Regions from separate parts of the Homo sapiens genome. Here all the other regions are linked to region 2. A link is a loop called in an ENCODE intact Hi-C map of the cell type or tissue named here. Cell type or tissue: PC-3. All regions are shown on one strand. Region 1 has its middle 34 kb from the start of CYBB. Region 2 has its middle 68 kb from the start of H2AP. Region 3 has its middle 22 kb from the start of DYNLT3.

What was found. Peaks named below come from ENCODE experiments on the same cell type or tissue, not always from the same donor. Only the 100,000 strongest peaks of a DNase experiment are listed, where the experiment ranks them.
Region 1: a loop joins it to region 2, with 13 times the contacts of the local background. A loop is called at or near these places in 7 of 110 quality-filtered maps.
Region 3: a loop joins it to region 2, with 6 times the contacts of the local background. A loop is called at or near these places in 3 of 110 quality-filtered maps.

Annotation. Positions count from the first base shown.
Region 1 is chrX:37,742,304-37,750,303 of GRCh38, reverse strand. No RefSeq gene overlaps it. Among named protein-coding and RNA genes, the nearest start is that of CYBB, 34 kb to the left of the region's middle. RefSeq lists an enhancer at 4,624-4,673. In PC-3, a CTCF peak has its summit at 4,754 (motif pointing left); DNase peaks (open chromatin) are centred at 3,433 and 4,743; H3K27ac peaks cover 509 bases.
Region 2 is chrX:37,918,312-37,926,311 of GRCh38, reverse strand. It overlaps a transcript of SYTL5 not described here. Among named protein-coding and RNA genes, the nearest start is that of H2AP, 68 kb to the left of the region's middle. In PC-3, no CTCF peak of the experiment used is centred here; a DNase peak (open chromatin) is centred at 4,261; H3K4me3 peaks cover 319 bases; H3K27ac peaks cover 2,280 bases.
Region 3 is chrX:37,821,886-37,829,885 of GRCh38, reverse strand. No RefSeq gene overlaps it. Among named protein-coding and RNA genes, the nearest start is that of DYNLT3, 22 kb to the left of the region's middle. In PC-3, a CTCF peak has its summit at 4,458 (motif pointing right); a DNase peak (open chromatin) is centred at 4,465; H3K4me3 peaks cover 355 bases; H3K27ac peaks cover 431 bases.

The DNA.
Region 1 (8,000 bases), 180 kb after region 2:
TATGGTTAACATTGGTAACTTTCTAAGTACACCTGAGAAGACTATATATTGTAATTATACAGTGCATTGCTCTACATACATCAATTAGGTCAAGTTCATTAATGGTATTCTTTAATCCTAATCAAAACCCCAGCAGTGTTTGTTTATTTATCCATAAAAATCTGACTCTAAGCAGGGAAAAACAAAAAAGGCCACACCCATCTCAATGTATATTATTACTCTTAGGACCTGGGCCTCAAAAGTCCTGACTTCTTTTATTGCCTCTTGATGTTCTTTGCATTTTACGTAGCTTTTATAGCTGTTTGCAGTGGGAGGGTTGTTGTGATATAAGCTGCTCTACCAGAACTGAAAATGGAACTCCTTCCCCGACCACCGTATTTTTATTGTTGGTATTATTATTTCTAATGGAATGAATGAATTTTCTTAAAATAGTACAAAAGAAATATATTCATGGGATTTAAAAAATCTTTTCTTTTTTCATGTTGCTTGAATTTATTGTTATTTAACTAGTGTGTTTCTAGAAGACAGAATGTATAATAAATATAAATCAAAGCTCTTTCAATGCAATGGGTATTATTTACATGTGGAGAAGGGCAGCATTTACCTCAAATCATTATGTTTATGTTTCCAAAGGGCTTGCCCAACTATAGGCAGAGTAAATTCTTTCTGTTTGGGAGACATGTTGCTCAGGCCTAAGGCAAATTTAAGCAAGTCTCATTGAACATAGGAATCTCATACGCACAATACTCAGGGAGGCTGAGGCGGGAGAATTGTTCGAACCCTGGAGGCAGAGGTTGCAGTGAGCTGAGATCGCACCATTGCACTCCAGCCTGGGTAATAGGGTGAGACTCCATCTCCAAAAAAAAAAAAAAAAATTCTAGGTTGAATACCACTTCCGGCAGAACTTTGAGTTTCTATGAAATTTCCCATGGTCATATGTACATAAAGAGACGGCATATGCTTTTTCTCTCTCAGGTGTGGTCCCTGGTCCATGGGCCTTGGTCCATGGTCTTCTAGTTTCCAGTGTTGCTGAAACAAGTTTGATTCTTGCTACTTTATGGGTTACCTGTGTTTTGATTTGTTTTGTTTTGCTTTAATATTTCCCTTCTGGAGGCTGTTGCAAATTTACTTGAACCTCCATGTTCTGAAATTTTGTAACAATATGTCTAGACATAAGAAATTATTTTCAAGGTGATGGCTACTCTGTGGACTCTATCCATATGATGACTTGTATTATTTGGCTCAGATAAAGTATCTTATAATTTCTGGCACTTTTCTCTCATGTGCTATTTCTATACTCTCTTTCTGAAACTTCCATCCGTTGGATGACAGACTTGACTCTTTTCATTCCTATGTTTCACTCTTCCCCTTCTTCATGCCTCTAGTTTCTCTGGAATTCTTCAGGGTAGGTAGGAATCTTCCTGAGCGTTGTCCCCTTCCTCGCATATGTCTAAGTTTGATTTATTTCAGCCTAGTTCATGATTTACCACTTCTCTATCAAAAAATTAAATGGTACCAGCTCCTCTTTGTAGCTCTGGTAGAATTTGGCTGTGAATCCAACTGGTCCTGGGCCTTTTTTGGTTGGTAGGCTATTAATTACTGCCTCAATTCCAGAACTTGTTATTGGTCTATTCAAGGATTTGACTTCTTCCTGGTTTAGTCTTGGGAGGGTGTATGTGTCTAGGAAATTATCCATTTCTTCTAGATTTTCTAGCTTATTTGTGTAGAGGTGTTTATACTATTCTCCGATGGTAGTTTGTATTTCTGTGGGGTCAGTGGTGATATCTTCTTTATCATTTTTTATTGTGTCTATTTGATTCTTCTTTCTTTTCTTCTTTATTAGTCTGGCTAGTGGTCTATCTATTTTGTTAATCTTTGCAAAAAACCAGCTCCTGGATTCATTGATTTTTTTGAAGGGTTTTTCATTCTATCTCCTTCAGTTCTGTTCTGATCTTAGTTATTTCTTGCCTTCTGCTAGCTTTTGAATTTGTTTGCTCTTGTTTCTCTAGTTCTTTTTTTTCTTTTCTTGTTTGTTTTTTTTTTTTTACTGAGTTTTGCTCTTATTGCCCAGGCTGGAGTGCAATGGCGCGATCTTGGCTCACCGCAACCTCCGCCTACAGGTTCAAGCAATTCTTCTGCCTCAGTCTCCTGAGTAGCTGGGATTACAGGCATGCGCCACCACGCCCGGCTAATTTTGTATTTTCAGTACAGACGGGGTTTCTCCATGTTGGTCAGGCTGGTCTCAAACTCCTGACCTCAGGTGATCTGCCGGCCTTGGCCTCCCAAAGTGCTGGGATTACAGGTGTGAGTCACCATGCCCAGCCCCTCTGGTTCTTTTAATTGTGATGTTAGGGTGTTGATTTTAGATCTCTCCTGCTTTCTCCTATGGGCATTTAGTGCTATAAATTCTGGAAAAATAAAAAAGGGGAACTTTCCTTTCGGTAAAGTTGAGATTTGGGTTAGCAGCAGTTTACATTTTTTTTTTTTTTTTGAGGCAGGTTCTCACTCTGTTGCACAGGCTGGAATGCAGTGGCGTGATTTCGGTTCACTGCAACCTGTCTCCAGGGTTCAAGCGATTCTTGTGCCTCAGCCTCCCACGTAGCTGGGACTACAGGCGCATGCCACCATGCCCAGCTAATTTTTGTGCTCTTTTTTTTTTGTTTTTTTTAGTAGAGACGGGGTTTCACCATGTTGCCCAGGCTGGTCTTGAACTCCTGAGCTCAAGTGATCCACCCACCTTGGCCTCCCAAAGTGCTGGGATTACAGGCATGAGCCACCACACCTGGCCAGTTTACAAACATTTTTGACCACAGCCACAGTAAGAACACATTTTATATTGTGACTCGGTGTACTCATAACTGTGTAGAATGGAAACAAAAATTCTCCCAAAGGTTACTTGACTCAACATGAGGAGTGCTGTAGGATATCTCATTTGTATTTGATTCTTGTATATTTCCTTTTTAAAAATGTTTGGTTGAGATTCACTAAATTTATATGAGGATCCATTAATAGTTTGTAACCCACAGGTGGAAGACTTCTGGAACATAAGTTACAAAAGATATAGCAACACTAGGCTAGTAGGGCCCTTCCAGAACAAGCCTTCCACAGTTTCCATGGCTACCCATTTTTCAGGTCAATGAAATTAGTGATGCAGTCAACCAAAACTATCATGGCAATCTGCCCCTCTCTTTCTTCTTCATCAGACCTGGGAATGCACCACATAATGAAAGCAACAGGAATGTGACATCTCTCGACAGTGCTCTCACAGAGAAACCAGGCCAGTTTTTGCAAGAATGGTTTGTTCATATACCTCACCCAGGCTGCAGAAGACCTGACCCCTTCCCTCACCTCAACAGCCACTCAGATGAGAATTTATTTCTTTATGGGTCCTTTGAGGAGTTGCCCTCCCCCAGGGTGTGGAGAATTACTGATGACTCAGAGACGCCAAACACCAGCTCTGAATCAGGGGACATGCCACCTCTAAGCCTCCCTTCGGGTTTCCCCACATGCCACAAGTCCACCAGGCTCCTGCAGCCCTGCTGGCGGTGTGAGGTCCCTCGCCTTAAGCCCAGCTACCCTTTGCCACTGGGCTGATTGCCTACCTGGGTACTATAGGGCCTCTTTCCCATAATGCTGGAGATGGGACCCTGAACTAAAGGACCACAGCCTTTCCAGAGCAGCAGATCGGCTGCCAAATCTGATCTGCAGAGCTATGAGTGGGGGGTGGCAAAGGGAAATTGTGGGTGTGGGTGGACATGGGGGTGATGGCGTTGCTCCACTTTTAGCAGCTGAAGGGAGAACATGTGGTGGCTTGGAGTACCTCAAAAGAGTGGGAGGTTAAGAGTAAGGTTTTGAAAGTCAGATGGTTTCAACTCAATGTTGGTTCTTCCCCTTATTGTCTGTGTGACTTTGCCGTTGACCAATTTTTTAACCTAGTCTGTGGTCTCCACTTGTGTAACTTCTACTTTTCATCTTGTTTTGAAGAATACATGTGATAATGCATATGAATCATGAATTGCCTCACATATAGCATGGGCTCATTAATAGTAGCTGCTATTATTAATGCATTGTTGTTATCATACTGGAGAAGAGAAAAAGGTGGAAAGACTTAGCCAGTGGCCCCTGGAATGCAGCTAAATGCAGGATGTAATGCCTGGGAACTGCACATATAGTGTACCCTATTACAGAAACTTGCCCTTCCTGGTTTGGCAGAGTGTGTCATGCTTGCCTGTTAGGAGGAGAAGCTTCTTGAGTAGCTGTGCTCAGAAGGACTCTGAAGCCATGGCAAGTCCCAGTGTGGTAACAGAGCCTCACACTGAGCATCTCGGCCTGTCATGGGTTTGGAGTGGTGAACATGGGCAGGCCAGCTGAGTATCTGTCTTCCCTTCCCCTTTAGGACTTAATATTTTGTGATTTAGTCATAATTTTTCAGGCTTTTCAAGATGGCTTGTTTTAAATGCATTATTTCTCATTGGGACTTTCAGGGGGTGATACGTAAGCCTCACCTACATTCCTGAAAGGCCACATTCTACAAGGCACATATTTGAGGAGGCTGTTAGGTGCATAATAGAGATGGGTCTAGCATTGGAGGGGAACAGAAGTGGTGGGAAAGAAACAACAAGTCACAGAATAAGAAATATAAAAGGGAGAAAATTAGAACACATGCAGCGTAAAACAGCAAGCTAAAACTCCTGCTGGGCCCTGATGCTAAGGCAGGGTCAATATTCTGTACCTCGATGAGCAAGCACTGCCACCTGCTGGCCAAGGGGAATGTGACTGCCAAGGGATTCCTTTGGAAATGGCATACATGCATACATCATTTTGTTGTGCTTTGAACATAATTGCATTTTTTTTTTTTTTTTTTTACAAATTGAAGGTTTGTGGCAGCTCTATCTCAATCAAGTCTATCGGCACCATTTTTCCAACAGCATGTGCTCACTTTGTGTCTCTGCTACATTTTGGTAATTCTCTGAAATGTTTTAAAGAAATGAAAAATTTCAAACTTTTTCACTATTATTGTATTTGTTATGATGATCTGTGATCAGTGATCTTTGATGTTACTATCGGAATTCTTCCACAAACCACACCCATATAAGACAGCAAATTTAATGGATAAACGTGTGTGCGTTCTGACTGTTCCACAAACTGACAGTTCCCCCATCTGTCTCCCACTCCTCAGCCCTTCCTATCCCTGAGACACAGCAATATTAAATTAGGCCAACTAATAACCCTACAGTGGCCTCTAAGTTTTCAAGTGAAAGGAAGAGTTACACATGTACACTTTCAACCAAAAGCTAGAAATGATTAAGTTTAGTGAAGAAGGCATGTTGAAAGCTGAGAGAGGCAAAAAACCAGACCTCTTGTGCCAAACAGCCAAGTTTTGAATGCAAAGGAAAAGTTCTTGAAGGAAATTAAAAGTGCCACTCCAGTCAACATAGAAATGACAAAAAGGAAAACAGCTTTATTTCTGATATGGAGAAAGTTTTAATAGTCGAGATAGAAGATCAAACCAGCCACAACATTCCCTTAAGCCAAAGCCTAATCCAGAGCAAGGCCCTAGCTCTTCAATTCTGTGAAGGATAAGAGAGGTGAGGAAGCTGCAGAAACAAAGTTGGAAGCTAGCAGAGGTTGGTTCATGAGGTTTAAAGAAAGAAGCTGTTTCCATAACATAAAAATGCAAGGTGAAGCAGCAAGTGCAGGTGGAGAAGCTGCAAAAAGTCACCCAGAAGATTCAGCTAAGATCATTGAAGAAGGTGGCTACACTAAACAACATATTTTCAATGTAGACAAACAGCCTTGTATTGGAAGAAGATGCATCTAGGACTTTCATAGCCAAAGAGGAGAAGACAATGCCTGGCTTCGAAACTTCAAAAGACACTGACTGTCTTGCTAGGGGCTAATGCTGCTGGTAACTTTAAACTGAAGACAATGCTCATTTACCATTCCAAAACTCCTAGGGCCAATATGAATTATGCCAAATGTACTCTGCCTGTGCTCTTGAAATGAAGCACATTTCTAGATGAAAGCACATCTGTGTACAACATGGTTTACTGAATAAGCCCACATAAACCTACTGTAGAGAAAAAAAATCCTTTCAAAATATTACTGCTCATTGACATTGCACCTGGTCAACCAAGAACTCTGATGGAAATGTGCATGGTGATGAATGTTGTTTTCATGTCTGCTAACATAGCATCCTTTCTGCAGCCCATGGATCAAAGAGTTGTTTAAACTTTCAAGTGTTATTATGTAAGAAATACATTTTGTAAGGCTGTAGCTGCCATACACAGTGATTAGTCTGATGGATTTAGGTAAAGGAAATTGAAAACCTTCTGAAAAAAGTTACCATTTAAGATGACATTAAGAACATTCATGATTCATGGGAGAAAGTCAGAAATATCAACATTAACAGGAATTTGGAATAAGTTAATTCTAACCCTCAGGGATAGCTTTGAAGGATACAAAACTTCAATGGAGGAAGCAACTGCAGATGTGGTAGAAATAGCAAGAGAGCTAGAATTAGAAGTGGAGTATAAAGAAGTGACTGAATTGCTGCAATTTCATTTTTTTGTTTTTAATTTTTGTAAGTATATAATAGGTGTATACATTCATGGGTCACATAAGATATTCTGATACAGGCATGCAATGCATAATAATCACATCCAGGTAAATGGGGTATTCATCACCTCAAGCATTTATCCTTTGTGTTACAAACAAATTACACTCTTCATTATTTTAAAATGTACAACTAAATTATTTTTGACTATAGTCACTTTGTGGTGCTGGCAAATACTAGGTCTTACTCATTCTTTCTAACTATGTTTTTGTACCACTTAACAATCCCCACTTCTTCCTGACCACACCCTCTCTGCCTCCAACCAATACCCTTCTCATCTTCTGGTAACCATCATTCTACTCTCCATATCCATGAGTTTAGTTGTTTTAATTTTTAGCTTTCACAAATAAGGAAGAACATGCAAAGTTTGTCTTTCTGTGGTTGGCTTATTTCACTTAACATAATGATCTCCAGTTCCACACATGTTGTTGCAAATGAGAGGATCTCATCCCTTTTTATGCCTGGATAGTACTCCAGTGCGTATATGTACCACATTTTCTTTCTTTTCTTTAAGCTGAAAGCAATGATCATTTACCATTCCAAACTCCTAGGGCCCATAAGAATTATGCCAAATCTACTCTGCCTGTGCTCCAGAAATGAAACAACAAAGCCTAGATGACAGCACATCTGCTTAGAGCATGATTTACTGAATATTTTAAGCCCACTTAAACCTACTGTAAAGAAAACTAGGTTCTCCATATTGGTTGTACCAATTTACATTCCCACCAACTGCATATGAGACTTCCCTTGTCTCCACATTCTTGCCAGCATTTGTTATTGCCTGTCTTTTGGTTAAAAGCTATTTTAGGCAGGGCATGGTGGCTCATGCCTGTAATCCCAGCACTTTGGGAGGCCGAGGCGGGCGGATCACGAGGTCAGGAGATAAAGACCATCCTGGCTAACACGGTGAAACCCCATCTCTACTAAAAATACAAAAAATTAGCCGGGAGTGGTGGCGGGCGCCTGTAGTCCCAGCTACTTGGGAGGCTGAGGCAGGAGAATGGCGTGAACCCGGGAGGCGGAGCTTGCAGTGAGCCTAGATCGGGTCACTGCACTCCAGCCTGGGCAACAGAGTGAGACTCTGTCTCAAAAAAAAAAAAAAATGCTATTTTAACTGGGGTGAGATAATATCTCATTGTAGTTTTAATTTGCATTTCTCTGATGATCAATGATGTTGAGCACCTTTTCATATGTCTGCTTGCAATTTGTATGTCTTATCTTTTGCCAAATGTTTATTAAGATCCTTTGCCCTTTTTAAAATCAGATTATAAAATTTTTTTCCTAAAGAGTTGTTTGAGCTCCTTATATATTCTGGTTACTAATCTCTTGTCAGATGGGTAGATTGTAAATATTTTCTTCCATTTTGTGGGTTGTCTCTTTACTT
Region 2 (8,000 bases):
AAAATGGGCAAATGATCTGAAAAGACGTTTCTCAAAAGTAGATATACAAATAGCAAACAGGTATATGAAAAATGCTCAACATCACTAATCGTCAGGGAAGTGCAAATCAAAACCAAAACAGTATGGAGATTCCTCTAAGCACTAAAAGTAAAACTACCATTTGATCCAGCTACCATTTGATCCACTACTGGGTATCTACCCAGAGGAAAATAAGTCATTATACGAAAAAGATACATGCACAGGTATGTTTATAGCATCACAATTCACAATTGCAAAAATATGGAACCAGCCCAAATGCCCATCAATCAACGAGTGGATAAAGAAATTGTGGTACATATATATATGATGGAATACTACTCAGCCATAAAAAGGAAATAATTAATGGCATTCACAGAAAACTCGATGAAACTGGAGACTATTATTCTAAGTGAAGTAATTCAGGAATGGAAAACCAAATATCATATGTTCTCACTCATAAGTAGGAGCTAAGTTATGAGGACGCAAAGGCATAAGAATGATATAATTGACTTTGGGGACTTGAGGGAAAGGGAAGAGGGGGGTGAGGGATAAAAGACTACACATTGGGTTCAGTGCATACTGCTTGGCTGATGGGTGAACCAAAACCTCAAAAATCACCACTAAAGAACCTACTCATGTAACCAAATACCACCTGTTCCCCAAAAACCTATGGAAATAAAAAAATTAAAACCAAAACCAAAATGAGATACAATCTCATCCCAGTTAGAATGGCTATTATTAAAAAGAGTAATTTTAAAATGCTGGCAGAGAAAAAGGGAACACCATACACTGTTGGTGGGAATGGAAACTAGCAGAGCTGCTACAGAAAACAGTAAACAGCTTCCTCCAAACAATAAAAATAGAACTATCATATGCTCCAGCAATCCCAGTGTTGGTAATATTTCCAAAATAAAGGAAATCTGTATATCAAAACGACATCTGCACTCCCATGTTTATTGCAGCACTATCCACAATGGCCAAGTTATGGAATCAACCCAAGTGTCCATCAATGGATAAATGAATAAAGAAAATGTGGTATATATACACAATAGAATACTATTTGGCCATAAAAAGATTAGAAAAGATTAAAAATTTAAATGAAATTCTGTCATTTACATCAACATGAATGGAACTGAAAGTCATCACGTTAAGTGAAATAAGCCAGAAGACAAACAGCACATATTTTCACACATATATGGGAACTATAAAAGTGAATCTCATGGAGATAAAAGGTAGAATGGTGGTATCAGAGGCTGGGAAGGGTAGGGGGAGGGGGAATGAGAGATTGCTTAAGGGATACAAACAGACATTTAGATAAAAAAAAATAAGTTCCAGCATTTGATAGTACAGTAGGGAAATTCTAGTTAACAATAGTTTATTATGTATTTCAAAACAGCAAGAGAAGATTTGTAATGTTCCCAACACAAAGAAAAGATAAATAGTTTAGGTGATGGATATCCCAATTACCCTGATTTGATCATTACACATTGTATACAGGTATCAAAATACCACATGTACTCCTTTTGGGTACATGTACAACTTTTGGGGTATATGTATAACTAATATTTATCAACAAAAATTAATAGAAACAATAAATATGTAATATTTCAGATATGTGGTAGGGAAAAATGAAGTAAAAAAGAGGTTAGGAGTACTCTTGCTATTTTATATAGGGCAGTCAGGGAAAGCTTCATGATAAAGTAACTTACAAGTATTTCATAAAATTTTTATGCCTTCAGATTGGAAGATGTAACTTCTTACTTCTTCTATAAGCTATACAATAAGTATTCACGCATTAAGGTATTTACATCTATTTGGTCAGTTTATGGAGCAATGGGAAAAGAGAAGCCACCTTCCAGGTACCTACTATGTGCCACACACTTTATATACTATATATGTTATCTCATTTAATCCTCATCATCAACCTCTGAAGTATTAGTAAGCTTGCTGTATAAACGGGGACACTAAAGTTCAGTGAAAATAAGTGAATAACCCAAGACCATATAGTCGTTAAGTATCAGAGGTAGGATTTGAACCCATGACTGATGGGATTCAAAGTCGTGAAGCTAAAGCTGGATGCCCTACGTAGCTACTGGAAAGTGCCAGTCAGAGAAATTATACTGCCTTGCATACCAAGTGATGTAAATTTACTTTTTATCTAGACTTACCTTAGGGCATGCAGAACTTTCTACTTTGTATTTATTTATATTGTGTCAATTTTCCCCAAGAGGTTATATAAGCTTTATGAGAGTGGCATCTGTGTCTGAATCATCTTCGGTGTCTGGTAGAGTGTCAGAACCTTGGCGGGAACCTCTTAAACATATGCCTAAATACTTAACTGAATGAAATAAACCCAGAAGCTTAGAATTAAGTCACTAACTATTAAGTCTTTCCTCAAATAACACCAATGTTTTTTGAACAACACACTAGGGAAAAGTCTTATGGTAACTAAGAATGTCACCTGCTTCTACCAAGGTAATTAATAAAGAGTTAAATCATAAGCACTTAAATCAAATTAGAAACAGGATTTGCAGGTGAAATTCACAATATTGACTAAGTGGGTTTCAGTGTTCTTTGAAGCAAAGTCTTAATTGTTGTTGTTGGTAGTGATGTTTTTCTAACACAAGGAGCCCCTCCTACTGCTAAGCACATGAGTTCCATGACCTTTAACCTTTGGAGTTAAACCTTTTGAGAATATATCTGAGAATTGTATATATATACACAGATATATATATATACGTATATGTATGCCATTCTTTATATATATATAAAGTTTATATTTGTTATAGATTCCATAGTCATATTTCCCCTTTGTAAACCACTGGACTAGAGGATCAAAAATGCTTTTTGAACCTGTAGTCATTTTTACTCTTCAGAGTAATAAATGAAACAGTACTTCTTTCATTCTTGGAAACACTACTTAAGGGCATCTTTGTAACCAAGCAGGTGAGAGATTACTACACACTCAAGACTAAACTAGTGGAGAAACCATGAACAGATTCTGTAGAATAATGTAGAACAGTGTCTTTGTTATGCCCAGGGTCAATTTGTAAACAGCTTTTGCTTCTTCTGGCATAGAGGAAAAGAAAGATTTGAGGATATGAAAAGAATGACTCTTACAGCAGGGGAATAAGTGGACATCTGCAACATGGCTGCAGGCCAAGAGATAAGGAGAGTAAAGACAGTGTGCCTCCCTGCAAAAGGGCAGGGCCAATGGACGGAAAGCACAATATATCTGATACCAAGTTTTAAATTTCCTTTCTGCATTGTAAATCCCTGGTATTATCCTCAAGCCTTAAACAAGACAACTTTCTGTTAGCTGGGTTTTGAGAAAGAGGCTGTTTTCCACAGTTTGGGGATGAAATGGGTCAGAGAGAGGTAGTAGTATCATGGAGAACCAGTTACTAGGAAGCAGGGGTGACTGAAAGAAAAGCTGTTATGTATGTGATACTAAGTGAGGGGACAAGAGAAAATTCACGTTAAGCTTGTGACACACGTAAAAATACCCAGGGTTCCTCAATCTTACTGGGAGAGGAAAGTGACCCCCAACATTCTCAAATAATCATGTTCCTAGTTTATATTAAAGGGAGAGGTAATGCAGCCCCTCCACCAATCTCTAAGGACTGAAGAACTAGACACATTTGAATTATACTATAGTGGTGCCTTTGTTTTCAAGGATAATAAAGGGCATTGCCAAAAGGCACATGTAAGAGCAAATGTATACATATGGAAAATTCATTGAGTAGTCTCAGGTCATGGCACAAAATGAAAAGATAGTTTGTATTTAAATAGTTCATAAAGTATATCCACATTTTCCCTAGACTAATATTTACTTACTTTATTACTTCAAACTATCCCTTTAAAAATGGATCATCAACTGGAAGTCATAATAATTTTGTTTTATTGCTTGCCATATGGGATTTTCTCCCGAATATTTGGACATTATAACTGCAGACAATTTGAGAATCTTTACCTCGGAGGCTCTCCATCCAACACCATTTTAAGAGAAGGGAAGTGACATTGCCACAAATATCCCTGATGTTCATCTCCTCTATAAAATCCCCATGCTTAAACCCTCACAGGAAGAACTTCCAAAGGAGAAACCAATGTTTTTGTACACCCAATACTTCTGGGCAATTTTCAAAATTTGATTTTCTGATGTTTGAGATGGTGATGAAGTAGTAGGGAGAGGGAGAGGTGTAGCTAATGTGCTTCAAAGTGGATGTCTCAGCTATAAAACCACAAAAGCCAAAATGGGATTATTGTTCCTCCAATGAATAAGCAATGAATAGCATCAGGAAACAAGCAACGGTCATAAAATAATGAATCAAATCCTAAATTGGTAGCATTTCGTTGTCAGTGTGACTCACTCCTTTTCCGTCCAACTCATCCTTTCATTAACAAAAGAAACAAAGTCACTCTGATCATCTAGACTTCTTGAGTATCCAATTTTTTCACTATTATTGTTCCCTCTTATATTTACAGACCTGTTTATTTAATCCAATGAGGTGGAGGCAAAGAGCTTTACACTGTGCTTTGTTGTAAGGAAGCATAGATGGCTAGAGAAACAGGGAAATATTGTGGTATAGAAATAGTAGTTAATACTTATTTAGTATTTACTAAGTGCCAGATAAAAGAGGTAAAGTAACATACCCATATTATAACTGGTAAGTGGCAATAGCAGAATTCCAACCACTGTACTTTACTTAGTGTGAATTCACATCCTGAATCTGCATTTACTTATAGACCAGATTTGATCTTAATGATGTGAATAATTCTGAAGTACTGTATTTTGCAGCCTTGAGGGAATATCATATACTAAATTCCTAATCATTTGTTTCTTCCACCAAGAGGATGTTGTGGGATTCTTGGTAGCACAATGAGAATAACAGAAGAGGTTCCCGGATCTGTAATTTCTTCCGTTTACTTAAACTTTCTGACCCAAGAAACTCTGAGGTTTCAAGGATCATCTAATGGAATACCTGGGCATCAGGAAAGACAGTTTCATATAGGAGTTAACAGCACAGACCTGGGAGCCGTAATGTCTTGGTTTGAATCTTGGCTCCTCCAGTTAATAGCTTGAGATAATACGTTACTTAACTTCTCCATGACAGTTTCCATATCTCCAAATTGGAATAATAATGGCACTTACTCTTAGGGTTGTTGTGGCGATTAAACAATAGAATCAGTCAAGCGAGTAGATCAAGGGCCACACTGCTTTGGCACCTCATGCACAGAAAGCACAAGGAGAAAATTGAGATGAAAGACCAATACAGAGCCCTTTCCTCTCTATTACTGGAGGGAAGCAGTAAAATAATCATGTGACCTTTGTAAGAAAGGGATCATGTGACCCTTTTAAGAATAAGAATGAAGTCAGTAGTCAGGTGGGCCTGTGAAGGAAGCTCCAGGTAAATGCAAGGAATTTTGCTCCTTAAACATTGTGGTTTTTGTGCTAGATGTTCTAGGCATCATATTCCATCAACTGAGTATTTATTGTATCCATATGGCACTGATGTAGGGAATGGGGATACACAGAATTGCAAATCGGTCTATCCTCCAGAAACTAACATTTTAGCTATGAGTAGACATATTGGGGGCACAGAAGGGCTAGCCTAGATGCTAGATATAAACATGGTAGAAGTTCAGAGAAGAGAATGGTGGGCAAAGGCTGAGCAAACCACAAGAATTCTGGATTTATGGCTAAGTTTTATCTTGATCTCATCCAGGCAGATCATAGATGCCAAGAGAGAGCCAGGGAGGTCCTCTAGGCATGGCAAAGGGTACAGAAAAAATATAGAAATGTATATGATATCACTAGAGTCCAGTAGTTCTACCAATTGGCTGGAGGAGACGATTCTACAGGGAGAGGAGTAGTGGGAGCTGCAGTGAGAGGTGTAGGAGGAAAAGCTACCTCCACAGATTTGACTCCATCTGTGGAGGTAGATTTTCCATGGCCTGAAGTCTTGATGCCAGTTTGGCACCTTGGTGAGCAGAAGTTTCAGACCTCGTCCCAAATATTTTTGGTAAAATACAAGGTAAACTACTTCAGGAAATAACAATAATAATGAGTGGTTATCACAAATTCCCTGTGAGCTGAATGGACTATTATTTCTTATTCAGATTTTTTCATTGATTACAAAGGATATTAAACCTACTGATTGAATGCGCAAATCCACATGGGCCAAATAGCATCCTGGCAACATCAGAATATCTTTTGATCCTCCCAGTAAATGCTCTGGTCATGTTCCACTGTTGGGAATGTTCACAGACCATATGCTCTTCAGAAGCATATATATATTCCAGTGGATTTTCTCCTACTTTTACTGGTAACCAGTCAAGGATTCAGATATTATCTATACAGATACGAGGTATACTTAATTTCTCACCCAGATTAATTTAAAAGCACCCCTTAAAATACTGCCCAAATGTAATTCTTTTCCGTGCTTTTAGTGTCAACAACAGCATGGCTTTGCCTATTAAGTTAAAACACAAAAAGGTTACAAAAATGTTTCAGCAAATATTTAGCTAGAACAAGGTCTTCAGAAGAAAAATAGAGGAGAACAAATAAAGGTTTCATGTGGCCAATATTACAAGTGGCACTTTACAAATAAATACATCTATATCCAAAGCCTTTTCGTTTTGTGGAAATGTCTTCTATCAATCAGTTAATGACATGTGTCCCAGACCAGACACTGCAGACAACCATTCTAGCTTGTGGTGGGAGTAGGGTTAAAGAGCAAGGGTGAGTTTACAATGTATCAGCCTAATATGATCACCTTTTAGGTATTTAGGATACTTAGATCAAAGGGAATTGGCATATGAATATGGGGCAGACAGAGATTTCTTTCTTCCTTTATATTCTCCCTATATAAGAATATACAATATACTTCTCTAAGTGTTTTTACTATAACCTTTTACTCAGCTTTAGAGAACGTGAAATGAGGTCAAACTCCTTGTTTATAGTGTCCAACGTAATTAGAATAAAGTGTTGTTTCACCTGGCTACTCACTTTGCCAAATGCCAAGGGAGGAAAAACAAGGAGTACCCCTAGTCATTAATATCAGAATGAAACTGCTTTTCTAGAGCTAAAACTGCCATGTCAAGTTCTGTGTAGAGTAGTCAAAGGGTCCAGGGGTCCTCCCCTCGGGATTCTAAGTCCTGTCAACACCTTGACCATCTCTATGCAGAGATAGAAGAAACTCAGGGGATCGGGAAGTTGAGTTCTTTTGTCTATGCCTCCATGGCTGATACTGGAGAATGACTCACACTTTCTCCAAACCCCTTCTAGCAGGCCTTCTTGTACTGCAGATGCTAGAAAGCTAAACACACACACACACACACACACACTCACTCACACTTTCCAGACTCCCTTGCAGCTAGAGTTCTAATTGTGGTTTATAATCTAGTAGTCAGATGCATCCACGGGATGACTGGAATGAGAATGTGAACTTTGTGCTGGATGTCAGTGATTCTTTCAAGCAGTGAGTTCAAGGCATTCAGTTCATTTGGAGAGCACTGGTGAAGGTTCTAATAGCTATTCTCCAGAATGACAGATGCTGAGCACCATGAGGCAGCAGGGGCAAAGTGTTTGCTAGAAACATCCTGCAGTGTGATTACTGGTACTTCTGGCCATGTAGCATCCAAACCACGTTCTCTGCCTCTCCCAGAAATTCCTTGAAGTACCATCCTCAGTTATTTGTTGCCATAAAATGATGCACAACAGCCCTATAATTTCAGTGACATACAAAAATAAGCATTTAGTTATCCCATAAATCTACAGAGTTCAGATGGCCTGGCCTTGGCTGATTTTGGCTGGGTTTGCTAATATATCTATAGTCAGCTGCAATTCAGCTTGCCTAAATGCCTGGAGATCAAGTGGCTGTTAGACAATCCAAGATAGCTTCAGCTTGGGTAACTTTCATGACTTGGCTCTGTACCACATGTCTCTCATCCTCCAGCAGGCTAGCTTTGGCTCTTGTCAT
Region 3 (8,000 bases), 96 kb after region 2:
CACTAGCTAGAAAGAATACAGGAAGAAAAAAAAACAAAATTAAGCCACATACCCAATATTGAGCCAATCTCTTAATCTGGAAATTCTATTCATTGACTTTCTTAAATTTGGGCTCCTGAATGATTCATTGTAGCAAGGATAGAATCACATTTAGACCAGAGAAGCATTAGTTTTCCCTAAAGTATATCAAAGATATGGGAGAGCATTAAATACTTAAACAAAAATCAGAGTACTTTTAATGAAAGGTAAGGGGAGTGTTGGATGCTGGCTAAACTATCAGCAATGTAGGCTGGGAGTGGTAGCTCATGCCTGTAATCCCAGCCCTTTGGGAGGCTGAGACTTGAGGATCACTTGGGGCCAGGAGCTCAAGACCAGTCTAGGCAACATAGTGAGACACGGTTTCTACAAAAATTTTAAAAGTTAGCTGGCTGTGGTGGTGTGCACCTGTAGTCCTAACTACTAGGTAGGCTGAAGCAGTAGGATTTCTTGAGTCAGGAGTTTGAAGTTAGAGTGAATGACACTACTGCACTGCAACCTGGGTGACAGAGTGACACACTGTCTCTTAAAAACAAAACAAAACAAAGAAATACTCTCTCACATTATTACTGAAATGTATAGCCATCTTGATCTAATTTGTTTTCCCTCTCGTGATAGGTGTACCAGTATAAGAAGTGTTTGACTTTCTCCTTAACTTTTGTATTGGTTTCCGATTGCCACTTAAACTTGGTGGTCTAAAACAACACAAATTTATTCACTTACAGTTCTGGAAGCCAGAAGTTCAAAATGGTCTTACTGATCTAAAATCAAGGTATAAGCAGAGATGTGTCCTTTCTGGAGCTTCTAGGAGAGAATCCTTTTTCTTGCCTTTTCTACTTTCTAGAGGCTACTTAAATTCCTTGGCTAGTGATTCCTTCTAGCACCCTCAAAGGTAGCAGTGTAGTATCTTCAAATCCCGTTCCTTTCTGACCTCTGCTTCCATCATTTCTGACTCTGAGCCTCTTGTTTTCATATTTCCCTTATTAGGAACCTCGTGATTATATTGGGCCCACCCCAGATATTGTCCCTATACTTAATCACACCTGCAAAATCCCTTTTGCCATGAACATATTGACAGGTTCTGAGGATTAGAATGTGGACATCTTTGTGATGGTGGGGGGTGTATTACTCTGTCTACTACAATTTTATTATCACATGAGGCTCAATGTCAGTGGTCTCTCATTCTAGGTATCAGATAATAGGGAATAGTAAGGACTGTGATAAGTTGGATAGCACACAATTTAGAAACAAGGGCTCAGGGTTAATCTTCCAGTTTTTTCAAAAAATCCAGAAATATCAATTATGATGCACAATCTCTCAATTTCAAAATTTCCATATTTTAGAACATGGTGTTTGGGTTTAAGGAGGTCCAATCAATAGTACATCTCTTTCCTAGTTTAATTCTGAATCAATTGGGAGACAAAGATAAAGATAGCTTCAAATAAAAATATTACCTTTCTGTTCCAGAATGGAACTTATCTCAGGGCAGCTAGTCTTTCTAATGTTAAACTCCAGAATTTGAATTATTGCCCAGTTGAAGGCAGAAACGTGCTCTGCTGGTGAACCAGCTACAAAGAAAAAGGGAAAAAGGAGCCATTTTACCTCTCATGGAAGGAGTGAGGAAATAAAGAAATATCAGGGGTTTTATATGAATTGATAAATCTGTACATAGAGAACGACCTGAAAGAAAACATCACAAGTTGGGGATTAAGCACTGTTCCTTTAATGCTTACCACTGAGTCATATTTTTTTACACACTCTGTAGCCCAACATTATACAGGCCAAAAGAAACATGTCTGTGGGTCACATGTAGCCCATGGGTCATTAATTTGTCGGCGTTTCATAGCTCCTGCAGATTTAGTCTTCTAGTAGCCCCTCTCACTCTACCCCAGCTCCCTCTATTGATTGGGCCATCTGGTCAGACATTGCACTTTTTCCACCAATGGTCAACCGACAAAGGGAAGGAAATGAAGCCAGCTATCATCTGGACTTGAGGCCCCATCAGAACGTCTGGGTGCAACTGCTATTGTAGCAAGCTTGGTAATGTAAACTAGGGAGTTTACATGGACAGAACTAATGTTCTATGAATCATTAGCGTAGTCTTTCTAGAGGGCAATTTGGCAGCATCTGTCAAATTTTTAAGTGCTTATGTTCCATGACCAGAGTATTAGAGATCTATACTACAGAAATAATAACATGAGTGAGAAAAAGAAAAAAAGCAAAGAAGAATTTTCTTTGTAATAACAAATTTAAAAAATGAAAACAACTTTAAAGTGTCCACCAAAAGGGGAAGGGATAAATAAATTATGGAAAAGTAAAGATGAAATATCACTTTTTATTTTATGTATTATATGATTTGAAATAGTTAAACAATTACATATTAATTTTTAGTACTTAATTTAAATTACACAATACATGATATTGTTTTTCAGCCAAAACATCATGATATAACAAAAGCCTAAAATGCCCCTTGCCCTTCATCTTGTCTTCTCTTTGTCCCCCACCTTCCCATGTACTCCCATGAGGTAAAATATACTGTCATTTTGATGTATAAGATTCCAGGCTTTTCTGCACATTTACATGAATAAATGAATGTATTTTTTATTGTAAATAATATATATGATTCTGCAGACTGCTCTTTTTATGGAACAGTATGCCTTGGGGATTTTTTTTCATGTCAGTATATACAGACTCACCTTGTTGAGTTTAGCTGCCATACTGTATCTACAGTATGGATAGGACACAGTTTATTCATTTTCCTATTGATGAACATTTAGGTAGTTTCTACTGTTCCACTCTTACAAAACAATGCTGCTATGAATATCTTTGTACAAACTTCCTTGGGTCCATGTATCCACTTTAGAAGTGAGATTACTGGGTTATAGGATGTATACCTTTCAAATCTTAATAAATAGTGTTTCTTCTGTAATTTAAAAATAATACTTTGTTTTAAGAAGCGAGAAAACAATATTCTTAAAAATAGCAAGTGGCTCTCTCATGTACAGATATACAATGTATACATATATAGCTAAAGAGATCCTGTGCCAGCCCTTAAAATTATCATTCTAAAATGGAATTCATTGTGAATCACAGCTTACCCCCCAAAAAAGCACAACAGTCATACACACTGGGCCTACTGTTTTTGGCATGCTTGGGATATAATACCCGCCGTTCTCTTTACATATACTTATGGGTAGTGTGTGTGTGTGTGTGTGTGTGTGTTTGTGTACATGCAAGCATGTGTGTGTGTGTGTCTCTGTGTGTGTGTGTTGGCACATGTGTGCTGTATAGAACTTGCAACAGGGTTTCTTCTAGATGACTCGTCTGAACCACAGCAATTTCTGTGGAAGTTGGAAGAAAATTGATGAATGTAAGAGATATCATGGAGTTGGAATCCCCTGGAAATCATGATTGGTAGGTCTAGGCAGCCAGGCACAGAGCAAAACTAAGGATGTCATGAAGTTTAGTTTCTTGTTTGCTGAGCTGAACGAGGTTTGTTGAACTATCTAAAACCACAGGGAGCACTGTTCACTGGGGTCAGCTTCGTCGATGCTGATAGCTTTGTCTCTTTGCTGCCAACAGCAGCATTTGGTAAGGTGTAAGAAGGCCTGCATTCTAGTCCTGGCTCTACCTCCAATTGGCTATGTGATCTTGAAGTAAGCATTTCACTGCACTTAATTCATCTATAAAATGAACAGGACCTTTTTCACCTTTAATATCATGGACTAGCAACTCCAAACCAAGAATTGAACAGACATTTAGATATCTGTTACACATACCTAAATCTATACAAGCTTGCATGTAACAGATATACAATGCTAAATTAATTCTTTTCATCTGTGCAGGATCTATTCTGGTATTTTTTCTTCAAGAATACTTGTTGTAAGGTTTTGCAGAACTAAAATGGGACAAATAGAAGTGAATCCAAAGATGATGTAGATGCTTCCAACAAGTGAAAGCCTGAAGTGGGAAAATTTGGGATGCCCAGACTCATAGACTGGAAGGGGATAGAATGAGAAAGAATCATCATAAAGTTGTAGAATCCCAGACTTTAAGGTTGCCTATACAAACCTCCAAGCTTCAACAGATATCAGTTCTACAAACACACCTGGCAGATGGCTATGAAAGGAGCTTGTTTGTGGTCTGGACTGGGGGGTGTGTTTTACAGCAAAAGGTAGCTGTCAGGGTAATGTCTTCCATTCAACTGGTCCCCTTTAATGCTGAACTCAGAGTAAGGCAGCACGGACATGTTTCATGAAAAAGAAACCTTGGGAGATCTTTATGCTAAAACACACACACACACACATGCACTGCACACACATGTATGGTTGGTACAGGCTTTGAAAGATATTACCTTGAAATTATTGTTTTGTTTTATCTTCAAAGACTTTATCTCTTCATGCAGTTTAGCTGTGTGGCCACCAGGGGACAGAAGGATGCCATTGATTGTATTGTGAATGTAAGCCTCGAAGTTTGTGCTCTCCCTAAGATTCAAAATGATGGCTCTCTGCTCATTTTGACCCCCTACCCAAGATATATAGTCACATATATCCAGCTTTTTCTATAAAACGAATGCCTTTGCTAAGCTGATTAAAATATGTCAAACTTTAAACTCATCATGCTGGAACCACATTTCCTAGGCCCCTGAAAAACAGCAGCAGTCTCTGGTTTGTAGCAACTCTTTTTCAGAGAAATCACTGGAATTCCAATTCCTTCTGTTTTTTTAAGGTCTCTCAGCTGTGTCTCATTTGGATTCCTCAGTGGCCTTTCCAAGGCCTCTTTTAGCCTAACTTCCCAAGACTCATTCTCCTTTGCTGGTCTCTTTCTACAAACGCAACATGGGGTTAGGTCAGTAATTCATGCAGTAAATATTTACTTTGTATTCACTGTGTGCCAAAACAAGCCCAGGCTCTCAGGAAACAAATAAAACTTTTCTGTCCTACAGCTTACATTCTAGTGAAAAGGCAGACAATAAACAAATATGTTCAGATGGCAATAAGTGCTATAGAGAGGTAATAATAAGAAATAGGAGAGGGAGATTGGGAGTTATTCAAGGAGGGGATGGTGGCAGGGCTGCTATTTTAGATGGTACTGTCAGAGCATATTTCTCTAATAAAGATGGCATTTCAGCTGTGACCTGAAGGAGGTGAGAGAGCAAGCCACATATTCCAGGAAGTTGGGGAGGGGCACAAATGTAAAGATCTTAAGGTGGCACTAGTTTCAGTATGTGTGAGGGGCAGCAAGGTGGCCAGTGTAGCTGGAGCTCAGTGAGAAATGGAGAGAATGATGGGAAATAAGATCAAATAGGTGACAAGAAATCTGATCTTGTAGGACCATATCTGTGAGATGATGCAGCTCTGACAGTTTTGAGCAGAGGATTGACATGGTCACTGTGGCTATAGTAAGAAGTGTGGGAGAAGGGATCATATTCTGGAAATGGCTTGAAGGGAAAGTTGACAGGATTTAATAATGAATTGTATGTGGTAAGTATGAGAAAGAAGAGTCAGGGGTAGGCTAAATATTTGGCCTAAGCAAATGGAGTTTCTATTTACCGGGACAAGAAAGACTTGGGGACAGGCAGTGAGGTAAAAAAGAAAACTAGAATAGTGTGTGTGTGGTCCTGAAAGCCAGGTGAAGAAAGTTTTGCAAGGAGGAGAGAGTGATCATCTGTGTCCTACACTAATGAGGTGGATGGCATCCCTTCTGGCTGTAGCTGTCGCTACAGGTGTTACTTGCCTCACAGACTCACTGACATTGCTGTGCTTTTCTGCCATGTCAGATACTTGCTGGATTGGGAAATGGTCCTCAAGTGTTAGAGACAATTCCACATGACCTCAAAACATGATGGTCCTCTATAGTCTGTTCTCAGTTCCCAGTTTCCTGGAGCTCAACTAGTTAACAGACACCTGAACTCTCATCCTGCATCAGGGGACAAAGGGACACACTACTCAGTGCTGCATTCAAAAAGCTCCTCTCCACCACACTCTGTTCAGCTTCCGGAGCAAAGTCTGTGAGAGGACCCCAGCTTTTTCCTTTTATAGTGGTTCTTTTCCACCTAGAATGCTGCCGGGGGTTGAGCGTCTACCTCAGCTCTCCCATACAAATCCTAGGGCGTCAAGCAATACTGCCTGTTTCATGGCCATTAAACCTTCATGTCCAATCTACGCAGATAATCCCAGGCACTCCAGGACTCACAGTGGCCCTAGACATACAAGCTGTACTGCACTAAATTAAAGAATCGTGCCATAAGCATTTTGCTGAGTAAATGGAATTACTAAAATAGAGACATGTTATTCTCACCCAATTTTTAGCTGTTTGTTTAACATCATAACATAATTTTGCTTTTATATACTGTCACTAATTAAAATTTAAGTTTGAAATTATCATTCTCTTCCAAGATCAGTTTTTGAGATAAACCCCTACCCCTTCTTCCCATCCCAGTCAATTTTATTATCTCCATTCATTTACCATGACTCTTCATAAATATCTTACGAAGGTATAGGGTAAGCTTAGGGGGAAACACGTTGTCCAGATTCAAGTCCTAACTGATTTGTTTCTTAGATGCATGACATTGGGAAAATTGCTTAATATCTCCATGACTCAGTTTTCTCTCCTAGAAAGCACAGATAATAATTGTTGTGAAGATTAAACAAGATGAAGTATGTAAAGTTCCAGGCACATTGTAGAAGCAAGAAGATAGAGTCCATCTTAGCTTGGGTCCATAAGAAAGAAAAATGTTGGCCCCAGTCAACATGCAATGATCACATAATGTAGCAATAAATAAGCTCTAGTTGCTTTAAGCCATTGAGATTTTGGGGGTTGTTACTTCAGCAGAACCAGGTGCTGACTAAGTAAAACAGAAATTGATACAGTGGCTAGGGCATACTATAACAAAATCTAAAATGAGTGACTTTGACAGAGTGGTAGGTTGGTGGGTGTTAAGGAAACATATTGAAGACTGAAAAGATGAAGATCCCTGTTAAGCAGAGGCAAAGCATTTGTTATAAATGTTGCCTATAGTCACTTGGGAAGAAAATCATGTGCCTATTGAATGTGTAGATTTGGAGGGAAAGATGGAAAACATAATGCTAGTAGTCTGTTGTTTGCTGTTAACTGAGAATTGACTGGCTTGACAGTAGAAATGATGGAAACGTCTCAGTATCAACTAAAGTTTATGGACTTTGCACATAATGCTGTGACAGGTTGGAAGAGCTTTGAGATTGCCCCCTTGACAGTAGGTATACTATCAAGAAATGAAGAAGTAAAGCAAAAGGAGTAAACACAAGCCAAATCATGAAATCTCTTTTAAGCCACATTAAGGAGTTAAGTCTCTTTCTTGAAGCAGCAGGAAGCCTTCAAGGGTTTTTGAAACAGGGATGACATGAGTGGCCTGGAAATGAATTTCTTATCAAAATTTAGAAGAGGCTAACATCTTATAAACAATATATGTGCACAAATCAGATCATGCATAATCTGAATTAAAATATCCTCAGAAACAACAAAGCATACATAATATAAAGTAAAAATAAAAATTCCCTTTCACATAACGCAAATTCCTCTTATTTCCCCAGATTATCATATTAATACTTTGATGTGTGTCTTTCCAGACCTTTGATATGCACCCAAACACATGCGTGTGCATGTATGCCCCCATTCCCCCATGCATGCACACACACATAAACGTAGAGTGTTGTTTTGTAACATGAATAGAGTCACACATATAGATCTAACTATATGACTATTTAACATGTGTTCCAGTGTGTGGATACACTATAACTTCTTTTTTTAAAATTTTACTTTAAATTCTGGGATACATGTGCAGAAAGTGCAGGTTTGTTACGTAGGTATACATGTGCTATGGTGGTTTGCTGCACCTATCAACTTGTCATCTAGGTATTAAGCCCCGCATGCATTAGGTATTTGTCTTAATGCTCTTCCTCCCCTTGACAGGCCCCGGTGTGTGA